7 separate regions of the Mus musculus genome follow, and all the other regions are linked to region 1. Evidence: chromatin loops called from intact Hi-C (ENCODE). Cell type or tissue: heart. All regions are shown on one strand. Region 1 overlaps Gm15997 (predicted gene 15997). Region 2 holds the start of Uspl1 (ubiquitin specific peptidase like 1). Region 3 has its middle 19 kb from the start of Medag. Region 4 has its middle 12 kb from the start of Gm35704. Region 5 overlaps Hsph1 (heat shock 105kDa/110kDa protein 1). Region 6 has its middle 3.2 kb from the start of Gm36405. Region 7 overlaps Tex26 (testis expressed 26).

Region 1 (4,000 bases):
GCAGCTGGCGCGGGTGCCCTGGCGTTGGTGCTTGGGAGGCCACTAAGACAGCTGCTCCTTAAGCGGGAGGACAGCCAGCTCAGAACAGGGCTTCTCTGTCTTGCCTACCGCTTCGCTTCACACCAGGTCTCTGGGCAGGTGACCTTAGTACCAGATGAAACTGTAGTTGAAGTCTAAGAAGCAGAAATGTTGTAATTTTAAATATGAATTATTAAGAATCACTTAAAATCATTTCCATGAGTTTTGTCTTTCTTCCTTCAGTCCTGAATGATGTGTTTAAAATAAATAAATAAATAAATAAATAAATAAATAAATAAATAAATAGGAGATATGTGCTATGAGGTGTGGTGAGGTGTGGGAGAAGGGAATGTCTCAGCGGGCCCATGCCGAGGCATCCCTTCCCCATGAGGGACCAGCCACAGGTATAGTATAGTATAGTATAGTATAGTATAGTATAGTATAGTATAGAATAGAGTTTATTCAGGGCATGGGGAGGGGAGTTAAGAGGGCAGTGGAGGCAGAGAAAGGCAGAGAGAGGGAGAGTAGAGAAGTAGAGGAGTAGAGGCCAGCCATGAGCACGTGGAGGGGGGCGGGGAAGAGGCGAGGGGACAGAGTGGGAACAAGAGAGCAAGAGAACAAGAGGGAGAGGAGTGGGCAAGCAGCCCCTTTTATAGTGGGTCAGGCCTACCTGCCTGTTGCCAGGTAACTGTGGGGTGGAGTTTAGACAGAATTCTGACGCTGAACCCAGGACCTTATAAATGTTAGGTAAGCACTCTACCACTGAGGTACACCCCAGACCTCTAAGTCAGTTTGGAAATGCCCAAGATGGATGGAAAAAAAATCTACCTTAATTTTAATTTAGATTTAATGGAGGATGTATACAAGTCCTAGTTTTCAGACATGGTCTCTCTCAGCTGTGTCCCCTTTCTCACTAAATCGTATCTTGGTTTGAGGTCTTTATAGAGACAATGATGATCATTCCGTTCTGGGACGTCAAAGTCCGTGAAACACAGTGAATGAATGAAACCAGGTGATCTGGAGCCATCCGAGGGGCATGGGCCACACGGTAACCGGTAACATCACGAACGGGTGGCAGGCAGTGGGGAAAAAACAAACCAACAAACAATCTGGTTTCGCTGTGCCAAGCTCCGAGGCAAGCTTTACAGGGGGTTCTTAGCCTCCCTTGGCACAGATTTCTGTTCAGTTGCTAAGCAGTCAAGCCCCACCCCATGACGGAAGCCAAAGGCCAGACAATAGCTTTCCTCTTCACCCTGAGCCTCGCTGGGCTTCGGTTCATCTCTGACTCAAGAGGAAAAGTTTAAAACATTGAGTCACCAGTAGAAAGCTTCCGTAGCATTCTGGGGGAAACAGCAGTGTGTTGAGGAAGGTCCCCTAAAGCACCTTGCGGACCGTGGTTTCAGATCTACACAGGGTGGAAAATTTTGCCAACTGAGTTCTATTTCCTGTGTATGCACGAATGGTTTCCTCTCCTAAAAGTTTCCTATCACTGGGGCTTAATGACCCACAGTCAGCCCGATGTAAACACATTCACTGAACAGAGATGCTGTGGAGGAGGGGAGCTTGCTTCTCTGTCTCAAGCAGATACCATTGTCTGTGACCAGATCGCCCCAACCAATCACAGTCTCTCATCAGGTTCCTCAACAGGGTCACAAATCCCAGAACACTGTCTGAGGGATAATGTTCTTGAAGCATCCTTCCTTAAGTACAGATGAAAGCTGATCCCATCCCCGTCCCCCAGCCCCCACCCCACCCCCCAGCCCCGCCCCCGCCCCCGTAGTACTGCCTTAGGGAGTAGTAGGGTTGGCCCAGACTTTCCCACAAAGGTCTAGATGGCATCAGTACTGGCTACTAGAAAGGAGTTGGTACAGTCCACAGAGTCACAGATAAGACAAGGGAGGCATTGAACTCTGGCATAATTCCATTTTTAAAATGTCCTGGCAATAAGAAAGTCCTGTAGAAAGTGTAAACCTTATGTACTGATAGGTTGGGGGTGGTGGCTCAGTGGTTAGGACCAGGTTCAGCTCCTAGCACCCACAGAGCAGTATTCGGCTCCAGCAGTAACTCCAGTCCCAGGGGATCTGACACCCTTTCCTGGCTTCTACAGCACTGCATGGATGTGTGCACAGGCAAAATACCACACAAACGAAATAAATAAAAGTTTAAAAAAGTTATGTATTAGTTTAGGGCTGGTGAGATGGCTCATTATCTAAAGGCTCTTGCCACAAGCCTGACAAGCCTGAGTTTGATCCCTGTGTCCCATATGGTGGAAGGAGAGAACTGACTCCTGCACATTGTCCTCTGACTGCCTTATGCTTGCTTGCATGCACACACACACACACACACACACACACACACTTCAGGGCTAGAGAGATGGTTCAGCAGTTAAGAGTGCACACTGCCTCTTTCAGAGGATCCAGGTCAGTTCCCAGCACCCACACCTGTAACTCCAACTCCGGAGCAACCAGCGCCCTCTGCTGGTATCTGCAGCTACCTGCACCCATGTGCCCATCCCCCCCCACAGACCCACATAATGAAAAATAACATATTAAGTTCTCTCTCTCTCTCTCTCTCTCTCTCTCTCTCTCTCTCTCATGAAGCAGATCCCTTAATAAACTTACTGTGGCACAGCCAAGTACTGTTGACAATCGCCTTTTAATGCATGCTATGAGCCTTAGCTCTGCAGACACTGCAAGGACAGTCACCCAGGAAGCAGCCTTCACAAATGTGGTGATAAAAAAGGTCCCTTGTCACAAATCTAGCTCCTCTTATGCTAAGTATGACTGAGTCCCTGGTACCATGGATACAGGACAACAAAGAACTATGCAAACTGGGAGCCTCTGAAATCTACCAGAGCAGGGTCAGGAGACAGATTAGATGACAAAGCAGACTCGGTTACTGCCTCTGTCTTACAAATAATCTTGTTTCTCTTTCACATAACCCCGAAGCTCAGCGAAATGCCAACCTGAGATGCTTAACACTACATTCATTTTAAACCTTTTCCCAGACTAAGGGTAAAAAAAAAATTTGAATGATCATCAAATGAGGTCTTAAATATGGTTTGAAAATGCCATGACTTTTTAACATTCAAACTCAGCTCCGCAAATCACCCGTGATTGACATTTTATTCCATCTCATGGCTGCTAATTAAGAGACACAGATACGAGCAGCCGAGATGAAATCAGCAGGAGCTGCAAGCCATTCTTAAAATAAAACGCAACCTCGATTTGCTTAAATCCTAAATCAGCACACACGGGGTGCCTACCATGTCATTCACATGGACTCCACTAGGGGGCAATGGATGATTGCGTCTACAACTGAAGGGCGCTCGTGATGGCTGCTATCTATGCACTTCAAGTGTGGCAGGCACTTCACACAATGATCAGAGCTGCAGTGGTGACAGGTAGGGAGCAACCAGTCATCGCTCCCAGCGTGTCTGTCAGAAGGATAAGGTGAAATGGGTCATTTGCATTTCCAGCAATCAGCTTGCTTTCTAATGAGCAGCCGGTGCTGCCTGGACCGGTTCTGGCTTCCCTCTCTGGCGTGTGCTGGAAGGCAGTAACCAGGCCAGCCCATACCCAGGAAAGCATCCAAGAAGAGGCAGAGGCAGAGGCAGGGAACTCCACTAACAGGGGCTGGCTGCCACAGGACACCGAGGACATAGAGAGGCTTCCCTCTGCCTCACAGTCCTGCCAACTTCCATTTGGGGAATTCCAGCCTGGAGGCTGTGTGGCCCAAATCCAAGGCACCGTTCCCGTACTAGTCTTTATGAATGGTGCTCCCTACAGCAGGGCAGCGTATTGCTTGTCTCCGCTTCCACCTCGTGGGGCTTGGGTTGCAGATCTCTGTAAGATTTAATACGTCGTGTGCGTGTGTTCGTGTGTGTGTGTGTGTGTGTGTGTGTGTCCCCTGTCTGCTCTCTCTCCTCTTAAGAAAAACCTCTGTTTGAAAAGACATTTCAAGTACCACAGAGAGATGGTGC
Region 2 (4,000 bases), 340 kb after region 1:
CTAAGAACAAAATGAAGTTGCGCTGACAAGATACTAACACCTAAGTTACAGTTACCATCTGGTCTACTTTGCTCTGAGGGAAAGAGATGTGTTGCTTCTGTCATTCTGCATTCATTCTCAGAAGAGAAACCTGCAGACTCCTAAAAAGGGTGTTGAGAAAACTTTTTATCTGCCTGAGGGTCTAGGTAACTGTGTGGAATAAGGTTCTTTCTCAATATGGAGGTAAAAATGAGAAACCTTCAAGTCTGCTTTCCTGTCAATAAAGAAGTCAAGGCATATTCGAGCATGGTGGTTGATGCACGCCTTTAAGCCTTTTAATTCCATTGCACAGATCTCTCTCAATAGAACTACTGCAGATTTCTGTGAGTTTCAAGCCAGCCTGTTTCACACAGTGAATTCCAAGCCAGGAAGGTTTATATAGTGAGACCCTGTCTATGGAAGGAAGGAAAGGAGAGGGAGGGAAGGAGAGAAGGAGGGAGGAGACCCATTAAGATGGTAGTAGAAACACTAAACAATATTAAGAAATTCCCCCTCCCCAAAGAATATTCAAGTTTTAAAATACCAGAAGTAGACTCTTGGGGTTTTTCAAGCACTGTATTATACACAAAACCCCGGGGTGGGTCTCAAATTTCAATTTGTCTAGGAATAAATTACCTTCATTATCTTTTCTCCAAGTGTAACTGCTAGCTCCTCCCTGTACAGTATCTAAATTTTGGCATCTTTTGGGTTTCCAAATACAGACTAGAAAGTTTGTGCCGTCTACTCACTCTCATCTCCCATGTTTGCACAGTAGGCGCCATCTAAACTCGTGAACGAGGCTTTGGAAATGTTTCGAACTTGTCTCTCTTTCCATTCATATCACTGTCAAAATGACAGCTCCGCTTCAAACCACCTATTTAATCCAATCTGATTGTAGGAAGTCCGCCCAAACAGCTCAGTACATCCTAAAGATTATGACATGAGCTTATTTCAAGGAGAACAACCAAGGTTTTCCAGTGTTCATCTCCGGCACTTTTCCTCTTACCTACGCCCACCACCGAGCCCCCACCTTCAACGTAGGTAAGTCGCATTCCGGAGACCTTAATGGGAGATATCAGCCCAGAATAGATCCATTTAGCAGCCAATCACGAGAGGGATTTAAATTTAATTCACTGCATGTGTAGAAACTATTACAGGTATTCAAAGGGCCTGGAACCCTTCGGAGCTTTATCTCTCGGCTCTGCATATGAATTTTCAAGGCCAGCAGACTTAAGCCCCAGCGAAGGGATAGGCTTTACAGAGCCCAATACTGCTTGGTACCCAGTCCAGCTTCCCGAATTTGAGACGGATGGGTCCACGCGAACTGAGCTTCAAAAGCCTACCAAGGAAGTCCAAGAGGCGCGGCGTTCCGTTACCCAGCCCATCTCCACGCTCTTCGTGGGGCGGGCACAAACTCTGGTTTCTCTTCAGCGTTTACCTCTTTGAGCCTAACCGGAACCTGAAGACCCAGCCTGCACCTCCATCCTCCACCTTGCCCACCACAACCTCGTTCCTACCCCATCTTTTCAGCGCGCCAACGACCCACCCCGGGCACTCCAGCCGTCCCAATTTCTACTTCCCGAGGGAACTACTGTCTTCCTTACCCTCCCGAAGTACGCTCCTTCTTCGCATACAGTGGACCCGAACTCCTCTTCCAGCTTGAGGTCCCCACCATCTAACCGTAACGTTCAACCCACGTTCCCTCGGACGGCTCCTCCCCCACAGCCCTCTCCGCCAGGAAAGCAACTTCCGCCTGCGAGTCCGCCGCCCAAGAGCTACCCCACAAACACTTTCCTGCGGCAGGCAGCCCTGCTTGAGAGCACGCGGGCAGGGCCGGGGAAGGGGAAGACCAGAGCACTTCCGGCAGGGCTCCGCAGAGGCGTGGCTTGCCCGCCCAGCAGGCGCAGGCGCAGTGGGAACTGCGGCGACAGGGCGGGGCCCCTCGCTACAGAGCCTGCAAAGTGTGAGTCGGGAGGACGGGGGAGGGGGAGGGGGAGGGAGCTGGAGGGGGTGGGGCAGGCTTGGTTCTGGAAGCTGCTGGAAAGCGCTGGAGTGGCGGAGGTGACGCCAGAGGCTAGGGGGCGGGGCGTGATTAAAATTAGTGCGCGGCCTTCAGCGGAGGGATTACGCGGCAGAGGAAGGAGAGGTCGCTGGGCGGCTGCCTGCCTGGCGCGCAGGCGCAGTGATGGGCCTCCCTGGCGGGCCGTCATGGCGGACGCCACGACGGGCTCCCATAGTTGGTTCTTTTCGGCCCGCGCGCCACCACCCTACGTGTTCACAAACGGTTACCACACACGGAGCTGCCCCTCCCTTCTTCCCCAAACCCATCCTTGGAGGCCACTTTTTCTTTCTTCCCTCTCTGATCTGCTCACGGTAAGGGGGGTAGCGAAAGACGAGCACTTGACCCGGGGTGGCACTGAGCAGCCGACCCGCGCATCTCAGCAGCCGCCCTGCCTCCTTGAACTTCAGAGAGGGGAGAGCTCAGTTGCTAAGTTTTAAGAACTGCCTTCGTAGAAAGGTCATGTGGTGTCAGGGAGGTCATGACTGATCGCGTCCATGAGGACATCCTATTCTTGGAGTCCTTTGCATAGACTGTTTCCGTGGCCTGGGACTACAATTTGGGATTTTTTCTGGACCTTACAGGAATCATGACTGGCATTTTGGATTGCGGTCCTGTAGGGTTTCATTAGTGGTCTTAAACGACCATGTTCTGGCAGAATACTGATAATTTTGGTAGCGTGCAATGGGGGAAACAAGTCCGCTGTAGGAAGAAATTATTCAATAAAAGAATTTCAGTTTGTGGTACTTAGGAATGGAAATCGCTGAGCGTTCCAACAGAGACTTTGTTAGGGTTTTTTTTCTCCTCTCTCATGACGAAAATAGACTGGTTAGGTTTTGCTTTTTTTTAATTTTATTTATCTTTGCATTTACACTACATACTGTACTGGTATATTTGTTGTAAGATCAAACAAGTAAGATTTCTTTTTGTATGGATTATGAGGTTTTTGAGAAAGTATTTCTTCCTGAGAGAGTAGCCAAGATTAATAGGATTGTTTTCTTATTCAACATGCTATTTCCATTTTTAGAGTGGAGTACACTTCCCCTCCCAATAAACACTTGCTGAATGTCAGCTCATAAATTGAATGATCTAGTTGGTTCAGTTAAAATGTAACCCGACTTTTGAGGTGTAAAGCAACATCCACAAACAACTAGAATAAAAATAAAAATGGATTATTGCTGTCTTTAATGAAAAATTTATTAAAACAAAATTTTTGGCCAGAAAAACTTAATAGTGACAAACAAAATGAAGATGGAATATGGCGGGTCGGGGAGGGGGGGGGAGAAAATTCCCAATTTACTTCAGGTTAATAATAGTCCCCAGCTGAGAAGATACCATGTACTTCTGTGTATTCTTTCCACAGTATGCAGAGTGCCTGTTTTTATATACATTGGTCCCATAGAGAGTATAGTTAACCTCAGTAAACTAAAGTAGGTTTATCTATTTCCACTTAGAAATTCATATTCAATAAATGGAAGCTTTTATTTAACTAATAATTAATTAAGCTGCAATAGGAATACAGTGCTCTGCAGATCATTTTGTGAGCTCTTGTTCTTTTTTTCTGTTGTATTCCTTAACTGAAAACAAACCTTTAGCACCAACCTGGGATATAAATGCTACCTCTAAGCCAGGTATGGTGGACACCTCTGTAAGCCCAGCACTCAGGAGGACCTTGGGTGGAAGCCAGCTTGGGCTATATAACAAATGAGTGCTTAGAGTTGAGACTTGTCCTAAAATCAAACCCTGCGGTGGTTGTGTATTCTGGTCTCATTGACAATTTACTGGACTGCAGAAACGACTTCCATCAGTAAGTTATTCTCCCTGCAGTAATGAGGGCCTGAACTGGAAGCCCCAGCACTTTGATAAAGCTTGGCCCAACTGTATGCATCTGTTATCCCAGGCTGGGGGAGGTGCAGATCTGTG
Region 3 (4,000 bases), 130 kb after region 1:
CTTGATGATAATGGACTGAACCTCTGAACCTGTAAACCAACCCCAATTAAGTGTTGTCCTTATAAGAGTTGCCTTGGCCATGGTGTCTGTTCAGAGCAGTAAAACCCTAACTAAGTCATGGATTATCCATCACTATCCAGGGTTCAGTGGTCTTGGCGGTGTTGAGTTAAACAGAACAGAATTTTCGAATCCTCAGTACAGTCCTGCATGTGAACTGCAACCAAACTCAGCTCACAACCTTAAAACCTAATTGGAGAATTTATAACTAACCACTGAGTGTCAGGCAGTCACTTCAGCTGAGTGGCCAGCCAGTCTCCATGGTTTGCCCCAATCTATGACACTTCCCCCTTTTTTGTCCACATATGGGATTCAATCACACACCAGCCCGAGTCAGTCTGACCTCTTCTGGTCCTGTGAACTGATTCTCCAAAGGCTCCTTGCTCCGTTCATCACCTCTAAAGGTTTTCTTTGAATCCAGGCTTGCCAAGAATTTTCCTGAGTCTTGATAAACAGCAATTAAGCCAGAGAAAAAGTAAATAGCTTTGAGGGGAGACAGTAGGGTGAGTTAGAGGCAAACCAGATCAGGAAAGGCTCCAAACAGCCCCACTCCAGGGAAGTCTTTGAGAGGGTTCAAGGGAGTTCTTATCTCCACTACGGTTGTACCTATTGAAGTCAATATTTGGGTTAAAGCTGTCTGGCAGTGTCTAAGTCAAAGTTCCTATTGCTGCAATGAAAAGGCAATTTGGGAAGAAATGGTTTATTTGGCTTATACTTCCACATTGCTGTTCATCATTGAAGGAAGTCAGGACAGGAACTCAAGCAGGGCAGGAACCTGGAGGCAGGAGATGATGCAGAGGCCATGGAAGGGTGCTGCTTACTGGCTTGCTCCCCATGGCTTGCTTGGCCTGCTTTCTTATAGAACCCAGGACCACCAGCCCAGGGATGGCACCACCCACAATGGACTGGGCCCTCCCCCATCAATCACTAATTAAGAAAATGCCCCACAGGCCTACCTACAACCTAATCTTACAGAGAGATGTTCTCAACTGAAGCACCTTCCTCTTAGAAGACTGTAGCTTGGGTCAAGTTGGCCTAAAAGTACCCATACAGGGCTGCATTTTAAAGTTTGGTCAAAGGTTTCTGAACTGCAGCTTAAGGTGACATGGAAGTCACTTTGTGATAAGTTACAGAGCCTTTGCCTGTCACCAACAGCCAGCCAGTCGAACAGCTCAAATAAGACAGACACAAGCAGTGACTGTCAGATTGTCTCTATGTCAAGTCCGATTTCTTTATCTTACTTCCTTTTCTCTGGCTATAAATACAATCTGCCCTCTTGGTCAGCAGCCTGAAGCTAGAGCCACAAGAGACACCAGTCAAGATCTTCAAGAGTAGATTTGTTGTATTCTCTTCCATATTATTCCACCAACATCTTCTACCCCTAACCCTGCCTGGGTTTCATTGTTTTCATTATATGTATATGAGTGTTTGCCTGCATGTATGTATGTGCACTGCATACTTGCAGTGTCCATGGAAAGCCAGAAGAGGGCGCTAGATCTCTTGGCATGGGAGTCACTGATGGTTTTGAACACCCACATAAGTGCCGGGAACCAAACCTGGCTTGTCTGCCAGAGCTGTCAGTGCTCTTAGCCACTGAGCCATCTGCCCAGCGCCCTGTATTTTCTCTTTTGACATCCCCAGGTGGATGACATCTGTTGCAGAAGAGAAAACACAGCCAAGATTAGAAAAGAGACCGCACTCAGAGCATAGTTTCCCATTAGTGGGCAATTTAAGGCTCTTAACATTCTCTTGCAGGGCCTCAGATGTCTGGGTAGAAAAATCAAATCCATAATTGTTACAAAATCTTACTTTTTTGTTATCTGATACAATTGACACGGCCCTTTCATGTCGACATTATCCAATTTAACACAATAATACAGAGTAATGCATTTGGGAAGAATAAAATGCTTAACACATGTGGGGAATTCTCTCCCGTCTTGGAAGAGTGCTCTGGGTGGTTCGCTATTGTTTAGTTAAGACAGCTCCGACGTGGCTCCTTATCTTGTGTGGACTGAAAGGCGATCAGTCATTCCTGTCAGAATGTGAGGTAAGGCAAGTGCCACTTCAAAGGGCCCACTTACCCAGTGGAAAGAGTTGAGCAGAAACAGAAAGCTGAATATAATTTCCTCCCTGCGCGGCCAATCCATATGGCCCCAAGCAAGAATTTCAGACCCATCTGTGGGGAGAGAGAGACAGGAATAAGAAAGTTAACTTTTCTCGCTGTGGTGTTTGACAGCCATTTCCTAAACAGCCTATGGAAACGACCTGGCCCTCTAAAGATAAACGGGCTGAGAGGAAGTTGCTTTCCTCCCTGTGAGGCAGGATTGCTCAGTTATGAGTCAATGTCTTTTTATCCAAAAAGAAGGTTCCAGCAACACAAGATGATTATATATGGACATTAAGCCGGGGTAGTTTCTGTGCTGCCTCCCTCCCCAAACCCCATCCCGGACACACTCTCAAGTATTTCAAGTACAAACTGTACAACTAGAAGATGCAATCAAATGATTTTACCACCCCCAACCCCCGACACACACAGAGCTGGCCAGGCAGCAACCACAGATCCAGGCTCCTCCGCAGACAGGAAAGCCGTAAAGACAACAGCAATCGAACACACAATCGAAATACAAACGAATGCCACCCACCCCACCCCCACTCTCCCCACTGCCTGGTGAGTACCCCCACCTCTCTCCCTGCATCTCCTCCTCCCAGAGTTTAGTCTAACTCCCAGGAAGGGGCCACATTCTCTTAGCTTGCCCTGCTGAGATGAACAAGCCGCAAATCCACACACAAGCATGATCTACGTGTAGCCCACCAAAGACACCCAAACATAATCCTGTGAGTCAAATAATGTCAAATATAAATTTTCTTTTAAAACCAGAGGGGATCCACAGGTGTAATCTACTTAAAGAAAGCATTGTCTGGTGTGTATTTCCAGTCCACCCCACAGCTGCTCATCCCACAATGCACCCTAAACTTGTTCAAACACCCAGTTCCCAACCTCTCTCTGCCTGTACCTCATCCTATGCAGTTTTTATTACAGAGCTGTGGCTGGACAAGGGTTAAAAGTTTCTTCACAGGGCTGGAGAGATGGCTCAGAGGTTAAGAGCACTGACTGTTCTTCCAGAGGTCCTGAGTTCAATTCCCAACAACCACATGGTGGCTCACAACCATCTGTAATGGGATCCTATGCCCTCTTCTTCTGTGTCTGAAGACAGAGACAGTGTGCTCATGTATGCATAAAATAAATAATTTTTTTAAAAGTTTCTTCATGTTTGGGGGAGAAATTAAGGCACACTGGGCTTGACCGTGGTAGAATAGGCTTCTGGGTGGAGGGTGGGGCAGTCATAAGGCATGAGGGGAAAGGATTAAAGGAACTTTGAGTTTCTTCCATTCTGGCTAGGGAATCTGGCCCTCAACTCCTGTCTCCTCTAATCCATCAACCCAGGAACAGTGACCGACCTCATCAAAGCCTGAGTGCTCACTGAGATTTCTGGGTGAGGTGGTGGCAGCACAGAGGAAAGCTTTAAAACACTTAGGGGATGTCGGGAACTGGAGAGATGGCTCAGCGGTTAAGATGGCCTGGGTTCAGATCCTAGCACCCACATGGTGGCTCATAACCATCTGTAATTCCAATCCCTGGGGACCTGGCACCTCTTCTCTTGTCCTTGGATACTAGGCAGATACCGGTACACAGATAGATGCAGACAAAACACCCACACACATTGATGTGTTTATAAAAAGATAAAGAGAGGGGGATATGTTCTATGGATGTGTGGTGAGGTATGGGGGAAGGGTGTGCCTCGGCCGGCCCATGCTGAGGCATCCCTTCCACCTGAGGGAGTAGCCACATGACAGTATAGTATAGAATAGAGTTTATTCAGAGCATAGGGAGGGGAGTTAAGAAGATAGTAGAGGTAGAGAAAGGCAGAGAGAGAGAGTAAAG
Region 4 (4,000 bases), 190 kb after region 1:
GGGCTGAGCTGGCAAGGCAGCGACAAGCAAAAAAGTCTCACGGGTTTTCCATGGCGCCACAAACTGGATACAGGGCTCCTGTCTAAAGCCGGATGAGGCTTCATCCATTGAGCTGCTGGTCCGTGCAGCAGTTTATTTAAAGAAGCCACATAGAGTCCAGGTCCGGGTGAGTGGATTTTGGCTTGCCAGCAAAACCGGAGACAATATCAGCTCATGTAAACCCTCTGTGTCCTGGTAAGATAGAGTGGATCTCTTTCACACTCAACTAAAGAAACCGAAGCTCGTGTGAGATCGCACCGATAACAGAAAGAGATTCTGGGGATGAACCCTGAGCGCTCCCACGCTGCCTCGGCCATTTCCGAGCACAGACACAGATCTTCCTGCTGTCCTGCCTGGGATCATAGCCCCAGTTCTGCCTCCTTGTTGTTGTGTAACTCTGTAGGGTGGCTAAATACGTCTGTGCATCATTTCCTATGAGAATAAACATAATACCTAGGGTGTGAAGTTGTCTGTGGATTAAATCAGTCTGCATTCATGAAGGTTGGGGAATGTCACCATATGCCCTTAATCTTGCTTCTCTTTTCTGCATAACTAAGTTTTGCCAGCTCTGGTCTCTACACGTCTAACCCTTATAAGCCAATTCAGGCTATTTTAGCACTAAAGAATTTCCACAGCAGAGAGGCTGTCTGCTTTCTCCCAGTTGGACATGGTTAGGCGATGCCCACATTCAAAGCCACTCCCCGCAGAGGGGTCGGAATGACTGTGGGAGCCGTGACAGTCTCCAGGTGACACGGTACCCTCTAGCCTCTGCCAGATGGGTGGTGGGAGACACCCCCGCTACTGATACCCCCAGGGTGACCAACACAGAGTTGCCCCATCCTCCAAGCGTCCACTGTGCCACGGTGATGTGGTGTCTAGCAGGCAGCCTGCACATAGCACCTTCCAGCATACTGAACGGAGCCAGCAATTGGGTTTCCTTGAGCAGTCATGAATTCATGAGATGCTGGGATGGAGGACAGATTTGAAGTAGAGGTTAATGGAGACCCCTATCCCCAATTCTCAAATCTCTGTTGCTATCCATCATCTACCTCCTCACACCTATACCCGGAGACTCTATACTCCTCGCCTCTCTCTAGTCAGAGGGTCTAACCTGACAGAAAGGCTTCATGGGGCAGCCATGAAGCCCGCACTCTTGTGATATGATATGTATGGAAAGACACCCCCACCCATTACCACACCTTGATAGCTGGTCCCCAGCTGGCTAGCTGGTTCCCGCTGCTAACTATGTCACATTGAGATCTCCTGGGGAGACTCTAAGATGGCAGGAGAGGCACGTGGCTGAGTAACTTCCCTGGAGGACAGAGGAGAAGCTAGCCACCCAATCCAGGATCTCAGAAGCACACACACCACCCATCAAAGGTCCCTGTGATGAGCAGACATCCTGAGCCCTGAGGCCTCTCCCTCCTCTGAGGATAGCCGAGTCCTATCTGGCTACTTATACTGGATAACTACTATGGGTACTTCCTAGATTGAACCCTGAGACTTCCTCAGACTGAGGAACCACATCTAGCTCAATGTCTTGTTACTGGGCATCGTGTACTTCCCGAAATGGGAATCCTGTGCCCAAAGCAAGGCCTGGGCAGCCACCACCCACCTCCGCAGATCAGTCCTCCCACTCCCTGCTCAGAAAAGGTGCCCTTATCCATGTTAGCGGGTCCTCTACTTGATAGGGAAAAGATCATGACAGGAGCCTGCAGAGCAGAAGTGGACTGTAGGCAAAGCAGCATCAAGGGGATCGAGGCCAGAAGAGGCAACGCAGGGACTATGAGATCATGAGGACACCACATGGCAGTTTGTAACCTACCAATTACCTGAGTTTCTTGCCTAAATGTGCCTCATTCACATAGACCCTAAAAACCATCCTCACAGAACGATTAGTCGGGCTGGACACAGAGAACAGAGATGCCCCAGCTCCCTAATTAACCTTTTTGCTCCAGTACTGGACATGCCCTCAGGTCATTAGAGCGGCAAGAGAGCCGCATGTGGGTATTCTGGGAGTGGCCACTAGATGGCGCATCCGCCCTGCCAACCCCGGAGCACTGTGTGATGGAGCCTTACCCTTTAATGAGCAAGCTGCTCCCTAAGGACCTCAAGGCAGGGAAAGCCGCAGCCTCCCACCAAATGTTTCAGGTTTGCTTATCCTCAAGCGTGAGAACATTTCCCCAGCACCACCTGGCAAAGTAAGAGCCAGCCGGATACAGAGGGACTTTGGCACACAGATAAACCACCCACCCTGCTGCCCTCCCGGCTATATGTGGATCTTGCTATGGGTCTCAAGTTTACGTAGATCAGAGATGCTGGAGGTTTAAGCAGGAGTGGTGTGAAGGGCTAGGGCGATGCTCGGCGGTAGTGAGTATCCCGCCTGGTCCTGGGTGTGCTGCCCCCAGAACCGACAAGAAGAAAGGAGATGCCATCGCTATGCCGCTACTCAGCACATGGCCAGCCAAACTCCTCCGGTGGTGGCTTCGTTTCTCAGTCTCACATGGAGGCTCACACTTGTCAAAATGTGAGTTATGTGAACAGAATAAAAAGGGAGAGAGACAGCTCTTCTTTTCTTGGTCCATAAAGCAGATTCTGAAAGGTTTGCACCTCCTCCATAGGACCCAAGTTCAATTCCCATCACCGGCATGTTAGCTCAAAACCATCTGTAACTACAGTCCCAGGAGATCTAGTGCCTTCTTCTGGCCTCTGTGGACACTGCACGTAGGCGGTGCAGACACCATACACCACATCCGCAGGCCAAACATCCACACGCATAAAATAAGACAATAAAGTAAAAATAGAACCATGTGCCTTATACAGGGTGTTCGGGAACAGACTGAGCTGGGCCCACGGTTGTATCTCAGAGCTACGGGAGGCCGCAGCAGATGCAGGATGCTATTAGGATTGTGGCTTTCCTACGTTACACAGATGGTGGAGGGGGCCTGCAGGAGAGAGGCCTGTTTCCTGGCCTCCAAAAATACTGCTCTCCTGAGCAACCGATCTCCCTTTATATCACTTGCTCATCCGTTTCCCTTGTTCCGATAGCTCCCAGGGCTGGTGGCCCACTGGAAGGACATGTCTGAGTCCACACGTGGATCTTCCATTACCGGTACCCCCTCCCGGCTCCTGCTGTGAAACACAGGCCCTTCCTTTTTACTGTACTTTCAACTTCTGTTGTGCGTCCCTTTAATAAGCTACCTCAAGTCCTTTCCAGAACAGAACAGAACATACACAAAGCAAAAGAGGCTCTGGAGACCTTTTCTCTGTGTCCTTAGGTTACCTCCCCAGGAAAAAAATTTCTAAATTTTCTGCCAGACTTCCCAAGCGGTGACATTTTCTATAACGCCTCTCCTAAGAGTTGCCGCTCATTTGGGCGGCTCCGAGTGGTGAGGTCTTCTACACAGTTTGAATTTTGCGTGTGATACACAGAGCCCTCATTTCCTGATTTTCAAAAGGCAGGATGTGTCTTCTAATTTCCCTCGGAGGATTTAGGTAGCTGGCTGGGGAGAAGAGATTCACACGTTTAAATTTGGTGCATCGGGAGGTTTAAGTAGCCGTGTGACAGTTTGGATCTTAATTGACTCACAAAAACTCTTATGTAAAAGGCATGGCTGCTAGGCTTGGGTCTGTCTGTGGAGAGATGCTGATCTACTGAGTCTGGTGGGAGGAAGTGAGGTCACCGGAGGTGTGTCCTAGAGCAGAAGACTGAGGCTGCAGCCACTCCCAACCCTCTCTTCTTTCCTTCCTGGCTACAGTAGGCAGCCTTCTCTCTCTCTCTCTCTCTCTCTCTCTCTCTCTCTCTCTCTCTCTCTCTCTCTCTCTCTCTCTCTGGAGCTAAGAGTTCTACATCTTGAGCCAAAGGCGGTCAGATCCCATACTGGGCAGAGCCTGAGTAAAGGAGACCTCAAAGCCCGCCTACACAGTGATGTACCTCCTCCAACAAGGCCACACCTCTTCC
Region 5 (4,000 bases), 110 kb before region 1:
CCCAAATTAGATTTGGATTACTAACGCTCGCCCTGTGGATTACTCTCTAATCCAAAGCCTTACTCACCGCCTCCTCCACACTCTCCATCTTGTCTCTGTTCTGGTTCTATGTATCCCCTTTCCTCTGAGAAAGCTGTCTCTCTTCATCTTGTCAAAGCAGGTGCAGTGTGAAGGCTTGGCCTCTCCTTTTCCTCAGCGTTTGTACTCCAGTCAGCAGTAACTTTGTTTCTCTTATCATCTTTATTTGACCTTACAGAGAATCTTCCAGATGGCAACCTACCTCATCCATTTCCTTTAAACTCTACAGGCATATCATAGACCTCTTAGGGTTACATAAAAACTTTTAAAAATTCTAAAGCAGATGATATATCGGGACAGAAATAAGTGTGCAGTGAAATTTAGGATTGTAGGAGGCTGATGACAGGTAGAGTTCTGTTTACTTTTGGTTGTGCATAATGCCAAGTTCCCTATCCTTTGTGACCTGGTGACTCTGTATTAGCACCCCAGGTATTGGGAGAGGGCACTCAAGCTGCACACAGATTATCAGATATTCCTTATATGTGTGAACAGGGCTGATACTTGGGCTGAATTGTCAGAGGTGTGATTTTAAATAGAAATACCTGCCGCTGAAAACTGCGGGCTGTGCTTTACTTATGTGGGAATTTCCTCTTGTCACCTTAGAAACGGCCGCATGTGTGCTTTTTTTTGACGTGTGTGAGACGTTTGTTTTATATTACTTTTAGGTCAGTCATATCATTTGGATCAAAAAACAGAACAATTGGAGTTGCAGCCAAAAACCAGGTACGTTCATCTGTCTGTCAGGGAATCCTGGGAGGGCGGCAGGATGATGTGCTAGAGCTTAATCTAGCTTTAAGTTTTAAAAATACGGCTTGGAGCTTGCAAGCTGATGGCTCAGCTGGCTCAGCCATTAAGAGCACTTGTTGCTCTTTCAGGGTTGGTTCCTAGCACGTACTAGGTGGCTCACGGCTGCCTGTTACTCAGTCCTTAACACTCTCTCTGGCCTCCTCCATGAACCAAGCACACACCTACATGCAGACATGTATCTGTGCACCTTCAAATTCAAAATAAGGAAACCTTTAAATTTTACGACTGTTGGGTGATACCTTACCACCCCACCTTGTTCCTGTCTCTTGTTTCTGTTCCATAGGTTTTTAGTGGCAACTTTACTTTTGGGTATTTGGCCTTCAATTTAAAAATTAGGTAGGTAGGTAGGTAGATAGGTTGGGGGTGGAGGGGTTCTCACTGGCTGGCCTGGAACTCCCTCACAAAGGTCTGCGTGCCTCTGCCTCCTGAGTACTGGGATTAAAGGCACATGACACCATGCTTGGCTTAAACATTTTTAGATTATAGACATTTGATTTTTTTTTTTTTTCCTCCCCTGTTTGTAGTTTCTCAAAGGCTAGTGAGGTTCAGGTTCCTTGTAGAGGGATTTGTTGCCCAGCCTGACTTGAACAAGAGTTCTATCCCTGGGACCCCACATGGTAGTGGGAGAGAGCCGTTTCCAGCAAAGTGTTTTCACAGTTGTTTTTGTTAGTTTGCTTGTCTGACTCATGTCGGTTTTAGAAGGTTAGCATGGGCATACCTGCCACCCTGCTTGCTGAGTTCTAGCTACTGCTGAGCTGGAGAAGATAAAAGAAATAGCAGTCTCCAGGTGCTGCCAAGTTTAAATGGCTTCAGAAGTTTAACCTCTAATGTTCGGGGTTAGTGAGAAGCCTACCTTTGAGTGAATGTACTCTGAAGTGGGACTTGTTTACTCTAGAGCTGTGACCCAGAGGTAGATTAAGAGAACACTGTCTCAGAGCAGCTTGGCATATTTCCATCCTGAGTTTCATGCCCATATTACTGTGTGTATCTGAGAACACGACCACATTCTGGGGAACAGGTTGCTGAGTGAAGTACATCCTTTAAGGAGCGTGCCCAGCAGTGTTAGAGGAGTGTGAGTTCAGTGACTGTAAGATCTGTGTGCCGCCCTCTCCAAAAAATATGCCATTTATTATCCTCACCTCGTCTACCCCCGGCATGGCTTAGGCTCTAGAAGAGACACACAAAGTCCTCATCCTGACAGTGCTCCAAGGCTCACTGGAGTTGGGATATTGAGCTTATGTTTATTTGGGGGAGAAGATGGGATACAGCAATACAGTTGCTGCAGAGTTTTAGAGTTTTGGAGACAGTTGCGCCGTCTTTTCCTTTATCTTGCAGATTTTGAGATCTGCCCCAAAGTCTGATGACACCATTGCCTTTCCTTGTGGCATTTTCCATAGAAGAAAGTACAGTAGGAGTATCCATTCATGGAAAATCGAGGACTGAGGGGACGTTAGGTATACCTCTCCCAGAGACGGCTTGAGTTGCAACAATGACTGTAATTGCTGTAGGTACCGGAGATGACAAAATCAGAAAAAAGTTTAAAATTTACTTTTTTTTTTTCCGTTTTGCAGCAAATCACTCATGCAAACAATACGGTCTCTAGCTTTAAGAGATTTCATGGCAGAGCATTCAATGACCCCTTCATTCAGAAGGAAAAGGAGAACCTGAGCTATGATTTGGTCCCAATGAAAAATGGTGGCGTGGGAATAAAGGTAATACCACTGATCCCCAAGCTCTGAGCCATCTGTAGAGGGGAGTGCTCACATCTTAGGATTTTAGCCCAAAGTAATGGGATACACTGGGGTCCTTTCCTTTTCGTTTGGCTCCTTTTAAAGTATAGTTAATATAAGCTGTTTTCTAAGAAGTACTCCACTGGTAATGCATTTCTGTAGATTAATCTGTGTTTCTTGGTTGCTTTAGTATTAAAAAAATCTAAGTAATGATGTCTCCAAAGTGGTCAGACAGCCCTTTGGCAGCATGTGCCAAGCAGTAGAGCAACAACCAGACGTCCAGCTAAGAGCAGTTGTCTGGTCAACACGAGTCTTGGTGATTCAGCCCTAACTTTCCCTCTTCATCTCTAGGGAAACGCTCTTCCTCCTTTCTTCCCTTTCTTTGTTAGTTCCTCTTTTCTTTCCAAACAAATTTTGTGGAGCAGGGTATATGCTAACAGTTGGATGTTCATATTAGCGTTTCGCTGAAGTGTTAAAGTATTTAAACATTTTCCACCTCATTGTAGGTCATGTACATGGATGAAGAACATTTCTTCAGTGTGGAGCAGATAACAGCCATGCTGCTGACTAAGTTAAAGGAAACTGCAGAAAACAACCTCAAGAAGCCAGTGACAGACTGTGTCATCTCAGTAAGTAGGGCCCAGCCAGGCAGTGTACTTGCTCTTAGAGTTCCTGTATTTATTCAGTACTGCGTATGCGCATACCCTTTCCTTACCAGGGTGCTCTTAAACTGAATATTCTAAAGCATTTCAAAGTAAGCAGGAGTGGTAAGTTTAGGTAGAAGCTACAAAGGTTCTTGACTGTAGAGATAGGCAGTGCACCAGGGGCTCCATATGAAGCTTTCTAAAAACACAGGGTAGCTGGGTTCTCTCTCCATGGCAGTTGGCTGCTCTAATACCAAAAGTTGGTATTCTTGAGCTTTTCACAGTGAAAGAACTCTTCCCTCAGTTGAAAACCAGTGCTTTGGGAATTGTTGTTATTATTTAATTAATATTTTCTCAAAAAGGCAGCTCTGAAAGTCAAGGAAATTGCTAGAAACCAAGTCTAAGTCTCTGTTTCTGTTTTGGGGCTGGCAGTCACTGTTGGGAATTTATTAAGATTGTTTGTGAAGCAGTTGGAAGCACTGTGTTTAGAGAGTGAACCTTCATCTTTGCAGGTCCCATCCTTCTTCACAGATGCTGAGCGAAGGTCTGTGCTGGATGCTGCGCAGATTGTGGGCTTGAACTGCTTGCGGCTCATGAATGACATGACGGCTGGTAAGGAACGGTGTTTGCTGGTGCTCGATAGAGGTTCCTTTTACTGATAGCACTTTTACAGTGGAGAAAGACTTAAGTTCGTGGATAAGCAGTCTCTTAGCAGGTTGTGCTTAGAACTAGGTGTATTGA
Region 6 (4,000 bases), 710 kb after region 1:
GGAGAAAGACCAAGTGGAGGCGCCATGTTTATTTTGTAACATGAAACTCTAGTTTCATGAGACCTGCCTTACTCCCTCAAAGATGGATGCTAGTCCCCAAGACTGCTATGGCCCCATGACCTATTCACTTCCTACAAGGCCCTATCTCTTCAAGGTCGTCAATACCAGGACACCACGAACTAACTTCCAGAAGGTGAACCATTGGGAGAGACGTTTCATCCAAAGCTGGGGGATCCACTTTAAAATCTCATGTGCTTCCTGTTCCCCAACAGCCTTCAGCGACAGCCCCTGCATCCTCTGACAATCCTTGACTGAGTCACTGATGGTGGTGGCTGTAAAATACAATCCCTTCACTTTTCATAGACCTGTGGGCATTTAAAAGTCCAGCTCATTATCAGCTACTGACTGGTAGATGGTCTGTAGGTCAGTCTCAGCCCCTCTGAGCTGGTGTCTCCACATTTCTGACACATCCCACTTAATTCCTGCATCACCTGCTTTTTGAAACAACAGAATGTTCAGGGCTCACTGTGATGGTTTGTATAAGTTCGGCCCAGGGAGTGGCACTATTAGAAGGTATGGTCCTATTGGAGTAGGTGTGTCACTGTGGGTGTGAGCTTTAAGACCCTCACCCTAGCTGCCTGGAAGCCAATATTCTTCTAGCAGCCTTCAGAAGAAGATGTAGAACTCTCAGCAGTTCCTGCACCATGCCCGCCTGGATGCTGCCATGTTCCTGCCTTGATAATAATGGACTGAATCTCTGAACCTGAAAGCCAGCCTCAATTAAATGTTGTCCTTGTAAGAGTAGCCTTGGTCATGGTGTCTGTTCACAGCAGTAAAACCCTAACCCTGTGTTTATCTTATCCCAGAGTCAAACACGCTCGGACATCTTTTGGTGAGAAGGACAGATCAAAAACAAACATGAGGCCTGAGGGCCCTTGGGAATCAAACAAGGCAAACAGCTTCGTTGTGGGATACAGTCGGAACTTCTGCTTCTCTTTCTGGCCTTCACATTGTCTCCTACAAAGTGGTGGCCCTCAAGGTCCTCACAGGATTCATTCACTGCTGTCCCAGCTTCTGCCATCCCCTGGCTGGGGCAGAGACAGGGAAAACACAGCATCTGAGGGTCTGGAAGTGGCTTGGACTTATGTCCACTTTGCCTTGTTGCTGAATAAGGCTTTGGTTTCTCTGTGTGCCAGGGGTGGGGCGGGGCGGGGGCAGTGGCAGCTCAGGAGGGGGATTGGGAGCACATGTCCTAGACTGTCCAGAGGCCTGAGGTGAGGGAAGTTTCTCTGGCTTGTAGGGCTGGAATTAGCAGATGAAGTTTCTAGAAGATATTTTACCAACTCACTAAAATTCCGAAGCCTGTTACTTCTAAAAAAAAAAAAAAAAAGGCTGTCAGGGTATTTACCCACTTCCCAGGGTCTTTAGAGGAGACGTCAGGAGCCGGCATATCCAGTGTTTGGCACGGGTCCTGATCTGGTGGACGCTGTGTGAAAATGCCATCTGGGTTTGTGGTTGCTTTACGGAGGGAGGGGTCTGGGGAAAAGAAGGAAGAGAGCCGGTTGACATAGCTGTCATTTGCTGGCTCGACATCTCCTAACCAGGTCAGCCCTTCCACAACTGAACAACGGCTTTTAAAAATTTAATTACTTTTTAATGAAGTTGAAGGGAGACTTTGGAGCCAGCTACCTGGCACCTTCGTGAGATGAATTGGTGTCACAGCGGGAGAGATGGATGAGTGAGGAGATGAGGTTTCGCTGAGCACAGAAGGCTGTGGAGGGGAGGGAAGGCAGGAGGCTTGCCTACAGGGAGCTAGCTAGAGCCCACATCCCTTGGAGGTTACAGGTGTCCCGGGCTTCAGTAGATAGAGTCCAGCAACAACAGGGTTGGTCCTCTGACTCAAAGGTTACCCAGTCAATGCTGATTTAGTGAGTCTTGTATTTGTAGGCTTTATATTGCTATGATGGAAGACCTGAGGCTCCTAACTTAGAAAGAGAAAGGGTTATTTTGGCTTATGGTTCTGGAGATTCGTGTGTAAGACCAGGAGCTGGAGAGCACAGTGTAGCATGTCAGCGGCATGTAGCAAAACAAAATGTAAGTCATAAGCCAGGAAGGAGAGAGAGGAAAAGAGGGTGGGGAGAGGGAGAGGGGAGAGAAGAGGAGACGAGGTCCTATAACTACCATTAAAGAAAGGTTCACCTCTAACGACCTAATCCCCACTTGAATCCAGCTCTTGAAGTTTTCAGTCCAACCAACAGCGCCACCTAGAGGCCAAGAGTTTATACTGTAGGGCTTAGGGGGAAATGGTCCAATCCAGAGCCTCTCAGGTCTCTTAAGTCATCTTGGGTGGCTCTTCTCCGAAGGTCACTCCCAACATCTGATCTCGTGTGATTCTAGGGCGTCCGCTTGCTCTCCGGAGGCGTGTGGCAGACCGAGGGAGGCTACCTGGAACTGGCAGCAGCGTCTCCCTGGAAGCAGGCAGCCTCAGTCCCTCGCGGAGGGTATCAGGAGGATCCTCCCCCATCTAGGATGAGCAGAGTGCCTGTCTGAGGACAGAGGGTCACAGGGGTGCAGCTCTGGGTACCTTCCTTTGTCTCTGCCCCCCTCAGCCCTCCTTCACACCAAAAGATCTGATCCATCTCAAGGGTCTTGAAGTCACAGCGTCACTTCCTCCGTGCTGCCCTCCAACGTGGGCCATGTACGTTGTCACTGGACACTGAACCTGTGGGTTGGCTTGCCTCCTGGCCCTCCGTGGCCTGTTCTGCAGCAGCCTTCTCAAGGACTGTTGGGTTGCAATGCTTGCCCAGCTTCGGACCAACCCCGCCTGTGATTTTGTTGGACTGGTGGCCTGGATGGTCTGCTGTGGATGCTCTAAGACTCGTGCTTTCTGGGTGGTTATCCGAGTGGCTTAGGAGCAGCTCAGAATTGCTTCCCTGGAAGGGTCATCCAGCTTCCACAACTGCCCGGCCTCGCCCTGCCCGACCTGCCCCACCTGAGCCAATCTAATCTTGGAGTCAGCCTGGCCTAGGGTAGCATTCTTTTTGCCCCTGGGCTGTTTTTACTGACTCCCACCCTCTGTGCTTTCTCATCCCTGGGGGCGTGGGCATCTCTTTTTGTAGCCCAGGCTGGTCCCAATTTCAAGACCCTCTTGCTTCAGCATCTTTAGTGTGAGAAACAAGACCCCTCACTCTGTAATAATAAATTTGAGAGAGTAGGAACACAAAAACAGTCTCTATTTTACAATTCTGCAGAAATGAATATCAGCCAAGCAATGAACGGCTGGCACATCAGTTTGATACAAAGGGTACCCCCCCCCCCCAAGCCTCTGATTGCAAAAGAATTCCTCCCCCTAGGCTGGTACTCCAGAGAGTTGTAACCTTCAAATTCCTGTAGCATGGCTCCCTCCCCAAATTCCCCATCCTATTAGTTCAGGAGTCAAAGCCTTACTTAAGGTATTTTTATTAAATGTATCCTTATTAAATGTATTCTTATTTAATGTATCCTTATTTGATGTATCCTGGAGCCTAAGAGCCCCTCCTTTTCTGACCTTGGGCTCAGCCATGCAGCCGACTTTTAAGCCCAAGGATGAACTGAGGGCACCCGGACAGGCAGCTTCCAGCCACTGGCCAGGGAAGTCAGGTGCTGAGTGCCTCCTGCAAATCTGTAGTTCTCTGATCAGCCCTAAATACTTGAATGGGCACCGGGGTTCTGGTGTCATGCTGACTTGCCATGCTGGTTTGGTGTGTTTCCCACCAGCTGGATTCATCTTGTCCCTTGCTTGCTGTGTTGGTCAGTTTTCTGTCGCTGACAAAACACTGAGAAAGTCAGCTGATACAGAAGGAAAGGTTTGCGAGAGCTTGTGCCCATTTGGTCCTTGTCCCACTTTGCTTTCTGTTGCTGAGATAAACACAGGGGCCGGAAGCAACTTGGGGGAAGGAAGTCATTTATTTCTTTTGCAAGCTACACTCGGTGGGCATTCAAGGCAGGCATTTAGAGTAGA
Region 7 (4,000 bases), 72 kb after region 1:
TTGCCCTCTCTGGTAATCCTCTCTGGAAATGTCCCCACTGACACCAGGCCCCAGGCTCCACACCTGCATTCACGGCTGATGTGGTGGGACATGAACCCTAAGGTGTTCCCTATAGGCCAATGCCAGCATACTCCGGCAACTCTTAGTTCTGGCTATCAGCTTCCGTTTCTCATTTTCTGCTGGTTGGTTGCCTCCCACCAAAAGCAGCCTGCTTTGCTTCTCCTGCCTTATAAAGAAAGCCCCAGAGAAAACCCTGTCTCTATCTCCCCTCGTCCTCTGGCTAGTAAAGTGCTTCTCAGAGAACCTCAAAACTCTGCATAATGGTTGTGTCCCTGCGCTTTGCAGTACCCCTTCGTGATTTATCAGCTGCAGAGCACAGTTAGGGACATCATGAATGTGTCAAGATGTACAGGTTCTCTGTCCAGATGCTGTTGATTACACCCTCATCCTGATGTTTAGCATGCGTCTGCCCCCAGGACATAGTCTGGAGGCAGAGCCATTAGAGTTGACTAACAGTGATGTTTGGGCAAGACAGAATGAACCACATGATATACATTGTATCTCTCTGTGCAATGGTAGCAGCTGTTGAGACTCGGTGATTAATAGTGTTCACAGTCCGGCACCAATCCTCACTGGCTGAGATCACAAAGACAATTTGACACATCAGCTCTCACTGACTGGGAACACACACACCCCCACCCACCCACCCCCACACACAGACCTGGCGTACATGTTCCTGTTGGCTGAGAACATTCCTGAGTGCTGGGTTAAGAGAGTCCTTAATTAGGAGCTGGAGAGATGGCTCGGCATTAAATACACTGGCTACTCTTGCAGAGGACCCAGCTTTGATTCCCGTCACCCACATGGCAGCTCAGAAACACCTGTAACTCCAGTTTCCAGGTCTAACGCCCTCTATTGATCTCCATGGGTACCAGATATATACCATGTAGCATAGATATACAGGCAAAATATCTACGCACATAAATTTTTAAAAAAAGCCATTTAAAGTCCTTAGTACTACTTCAGATAAAGGGAAATTTCATATCTGTATATGTGTATACATTTACAATAATTACAAATTATTTTGCATTGCTTTTAATTTTTTAAAGATGTATTTATCGATGTTAGGGTGCAGCAGCACTCATCTTTAATCCCAGCACTTGGGAGACCCAGGCAGGCAGATCTCTGAGTTCGAGGTCAGCATGGTCTATAGAACAAGTTCTAGTACATCCAGGAATACACGGAGAAATCCTGCTTTAAATTTTTAAAAACTTATTATCATTTCCTGAGTATGAGTGTGAGAGTGTGTGTGTGTGTGTGTGTGTGTGTGTGTGTGTGTGTGTGTGTGTGTACATATCTGGTGCTTCAGAGTCCAGAAGAAAGCATACAGTTTTCTAGAACAGGAATTTTGAATGGTTGTGGGTTCTGGGAACTGAACCTAGGTCCTCTGCAAGAGCATCAAGTGCTCTTAATGGCTGAGGCAATGGAAGCCATGGAAGACAAATCAAGTGTTGCATGGTGTATGTTCTTCTGGTTCTTGAATCTACATCTTCTGACTCATCTACCTGCTGACAGACTTCCAGTCGCTGTGCCTTCCCATCTACTCCTATGCCTTTTCCCACCACAGAGTCCTGCACAGGTCCCCGCCCAGGCTGCAGCATCAGCATCACAGGCTGCAGCATCAGCACCACACATACAAGTTAGAAAAGTTGAGTGTTTTCTTTCCTTCTCTCTCAGTCATCAGCATCCATTCTACCACCTCGTCATCTGCCGGACGCCCCCTGGTGGCTCCAACCCAGATGGCAGCTGTGTAAATGAAACCCTTTAACAATAGAACAGACAATGCCAAGAACAAACAGGAGGATCTGTCGCCTCCATCCACTAGGGAAGACAATTGGAGATATTTCTTTGGGCTGAGCTCCCTTTGGGTAGGAGAGGGAATTCTGATGATAAGCAATAATGATAAAAGACAGGAGGTTTTACATGTCCAAAATATGATCATAGCCTCAAGCACTTGTACAATAACCAAACTGTAGGACCAGCCCAAAGGTAGATCACTGGATAAATGGATGGGAAAACTGTGGCATACCATGTAGTATTACCTAACTGTGAAATATCCTGATGCTGCTCTAACATGGGGAACCCAGAAAGTCATACTAACTGGAAGAAACCAGACACAAAATCACACAACATGATCTCTCATGGAGAATATCTAGAATGGGTAATCCATAGAGATTAAGGGGGGAGAGGCTGGAGAGAGGGCTCAGTGGTTAGAGCACTGGCTGCTCTTGGCAGAGGACCTGAGTTCAGTTCCCAACGCCTACATGGAAGCTCCAAACCACCTATAACCTGGAATGCACACGGCACACATAATAAAGTCAAAGCATTCATACACATAAAATACATACTTTCCTTAAAAAGCAGACTGGTGGGTATGAGGGTAAGAGAATAGGAAAGAAGAGTCACTCTAACGGGCAGGGTCTCCTTCTGAGATGAAGAAAATACAAGATGGAGAGGTAGGAGCAAAGTTAACATGCATGTGCCAAACACTGCTGACTTGTTCGCATTGTAGCAGCTAAGTTTATATTAAGAACTCTAGGGACTAGAAATAGGGACATGTGAGACCGTAAAGAAGGGGCAGTCTGAGGAGAAGTGTGCTTCTTAGCACCGCAGACAGACAGACAGACAGACAGACAGACAGACAGACTCTGCGAGGTCCTTACAGGCTCAAGATGGGGTTACAGCCAGTAGACAAGTAGCTAGTCTCTTACTTGACCAGGGTGAGTTTTGTGGTTCCATACTCCTCTTGAAGTCCCGGTTTTTACCATATTTTCTTTAGAACGTAATTTCCAGGTATACTCATCGTGGTACTGGGACTCATTCAGAATAGGATCGCCAATCGAATAAGTAAATCCTAGTCTTCTGGTGCTCTTTGGGCTATAAAAACAAAAGGTAGAAATTAGAGTAAGGGACAGTCTTGGTGTCCTTTCCAGATATAGTGGCAAAATACTTTGACAAAAACCTCAAGGGAGAAAGGGTCTCCTTTGCCCCACAGTTCAAGAGCACAATTCCTCTTGGAAGGTCAAGGTGGCCAGAGTCTGAAGCGGGCAGCCACATAGCAACCAACACCCAGAAACCCGAGAGTAATGAATGCTTAGTTCCCGTCCTCCATAACACAGTTCAGGAACCCAGCCAGGGGAATGGTGCCACCCACAGTGGATGAGTCTTTCCACCTCCATCAATGCAATCAATGCATTACAAGCACACCCCAGACCTGTTGTTGAGTTGAGTCTATGTATTATCAGGTTGAGAACTTCAAAGAGACCAAGTACAAAATCTCACAGTGATACTCATGTCAAATTGTTTTTTGTGTTATACAATTTTAAAAGAAGATTTGCAGGTTTAAGATTTGATGCCAGATGTTGTTGAATATTCAGATTCCCCCTTAATAAAATCAATTCTGTAAGTTAGGACAACAACAAGACATAAAATGAAAAGGACAATTACAATCTAAAATGTACCTGAGTGATTTTTTTTAAGAGTTGCATATTCTTATTACAAAGATTATTTCAATGCAACTGAATAGCTGGTGAATGAAAGCAGTTCTCTAGAGAGATGATCTTATAGATTAAAGGGAAAGGTGTGTGAATTAGGATATTAGTTATCTTTTAAACATTTTAAAGATAAGATTTTTACTGATATATGTGTATGGATGTTTGGCCTGCATGCATGCATGTATGTATGTATGTGTGTATGTATGTATGTATGTATGTGCACTGTATGCAAGCCTGGTGCCTGATGAGGCCTCAGATTCTGAGAATTGGAGTTACAGATGGTTGTGAACCTCCATGTGAGTTGTGGGAACAGAACCCAGGTCCTCTGGAACAGCAGTGAGTGTTCTTAACCACTGAGCCATCTCACTAGCCCTGGATGTTCTACTTCAATAGGCAGTGTGCTTACATATAAAAATAAATAAATATTTAAAAAAAGAATATGCAAC

The links. Peaks named below come from ENCODE experiments on the same cell type or tissue, not always from the same donor. Only the 100,000 strongest peaks of a DNase experiment are listed, where the experiment ranks them.
Region 2: it touches region 1 in a loop (2.8-fold over the local background); 6 of 42 quality-filtered maps call a loop at or near these places.
Region 3: it touches region 1 in a loop (2.3-fold over the local background); 2 of 42 quality-filtered maps call a loop at or near these places.
Region 4: it touches region 1 in a loop (3-fold over the local background); 4 of 42 quality-filtered maps call a loop at or near these places.
Region 5: a loop joins it to region 1, with 2.8 times the contacts of the local background. A loop is called at or near these places in 7 of 42 quality-filtered maps.
Region 6: it touches region 1 in a loop (4-fold over the local background); 13 of 42 quality-filtered maps call a loop at or near these places.
Region 7: a loop joins it to region 1, with 10 times the contacts of the local background. A loop is called at or near these places in 17 of 42 quality-filtered maps.

Annotation. Positions count from the first base shown.
Region 1 is chr5:149,524,095-149,528,094 of GRCm38, reverse strand. The region is part of intron 1 of Gm15997 (predicted gene 15997); the gene reads left to right. It also overlaps a transcript of Wdr95 not described here. Among named protein-coding and RNA genes, the nearest start is that of Wdr95, 2.6 kb to the left of the region's middle. In heart, a CTCF peak has its summit at 2,483 (motif pointing left); DNase peaks (open chromatin) are centred at 1,234 and 3,624; H3K4me3 peaks cover 1,267 bases; H3K27ac peaks cover 1,962 bases.
Region 2 is chr5:149,182,429-149,186,428 of GRCm38, reverse strand. Uspl1 (ubiquitin specific peptidase like 1) reads right to left here and starts at 1,869. Exons shown (of 9, transcript NM_001115149.1): 1 at 1,623-1,869. In heart, a CTCF peak has its summit at 1,814; DNase peaks (open chromatin) are centred at 1,818 and 1,998; H3K4me3 peaks cover 3,480 bases; H3K27ac peaks cover 2,846 bases.
Region 3 is chr5:149,390,341-149,394,340 of GRCm38, reverse strand. It overlaps a transcript of Medag not described here. Among named protein-coding and RNA genes, the nearest start is that of Medag, 19 kb to the left of the region's middle. In heart, a CTCF peak has its summit at 1,536 (motif pointing right); no DNase peak of the experiment used is centred here; H3K4me3 peaks cover 867 bases; H3K27ac peaks cover 2,567 bases.
Region 4 is chr5:149,334,133-149,338,132 of GRCm38, reverse strand. No RefSeq gene overlaps it. Among named protein-coding and RNA genes, the nearest start is that of Gm35704, 12 kb to the left of the region's middle. In heart, no CTCF peak of the experiment used is centred here; a DNase peak (open chromatin) is centred at 2,142; H3K27ac peaks cover 359 bases.
Region 5 is chr5:149,630,631-149,634,630 of GRCm38, reverse strand. It overlaps Hsph1 (heat shock 105kDa/110kDa protein 1), which reads left to right. Exons shown (of 18, transcript NM_013559.2): 2 at 744-801; 3 at 2,457-2,597; 4 at 3,122-3,244; 5 at 3,772-3,871. Among named protein-coding and RNA genes, the nearest start is that of Hsph1, 3.7 kb to the left of the region's middle. In heart, no CTCF peak of the experiment used is centred here; no DNase peak of the experiment used is centred here; H3K4me3 peaks cover 416 bases.
Region 6 is chr5:148,810,516-148,814,515 of GRCm38, reverse strand. No RefSeq gene overlaps it. Among named protein-coding and RNA genes, the nearest start is that of Gm36405, 3.2 kb to the right of the region's middle. In heart, a CTCF peak has its summit at 2,265 (motif pointing left); no DNase peak of the experiment used is centred here; H3K27ac peaks cover 561 bases; H3K27me3 peaks cover 634 bases.
Region 7 is chr5:149,452,231-149,456,230 of GRCm38, reverse strand. Tex26 (testis expressed 26) reads right to left here. Exons shown (of 7, transcript NM_029464.2): 3 at 2,772-2,937. Among named protein-coding and RNA genes, the nearest start is that of Tex26, 15 kb to the right of the region's middle. In heart, a CTCF peak has its summit at 1,790 (motif pointing left); a DNase peak (open chromatin) is centred at 1,780.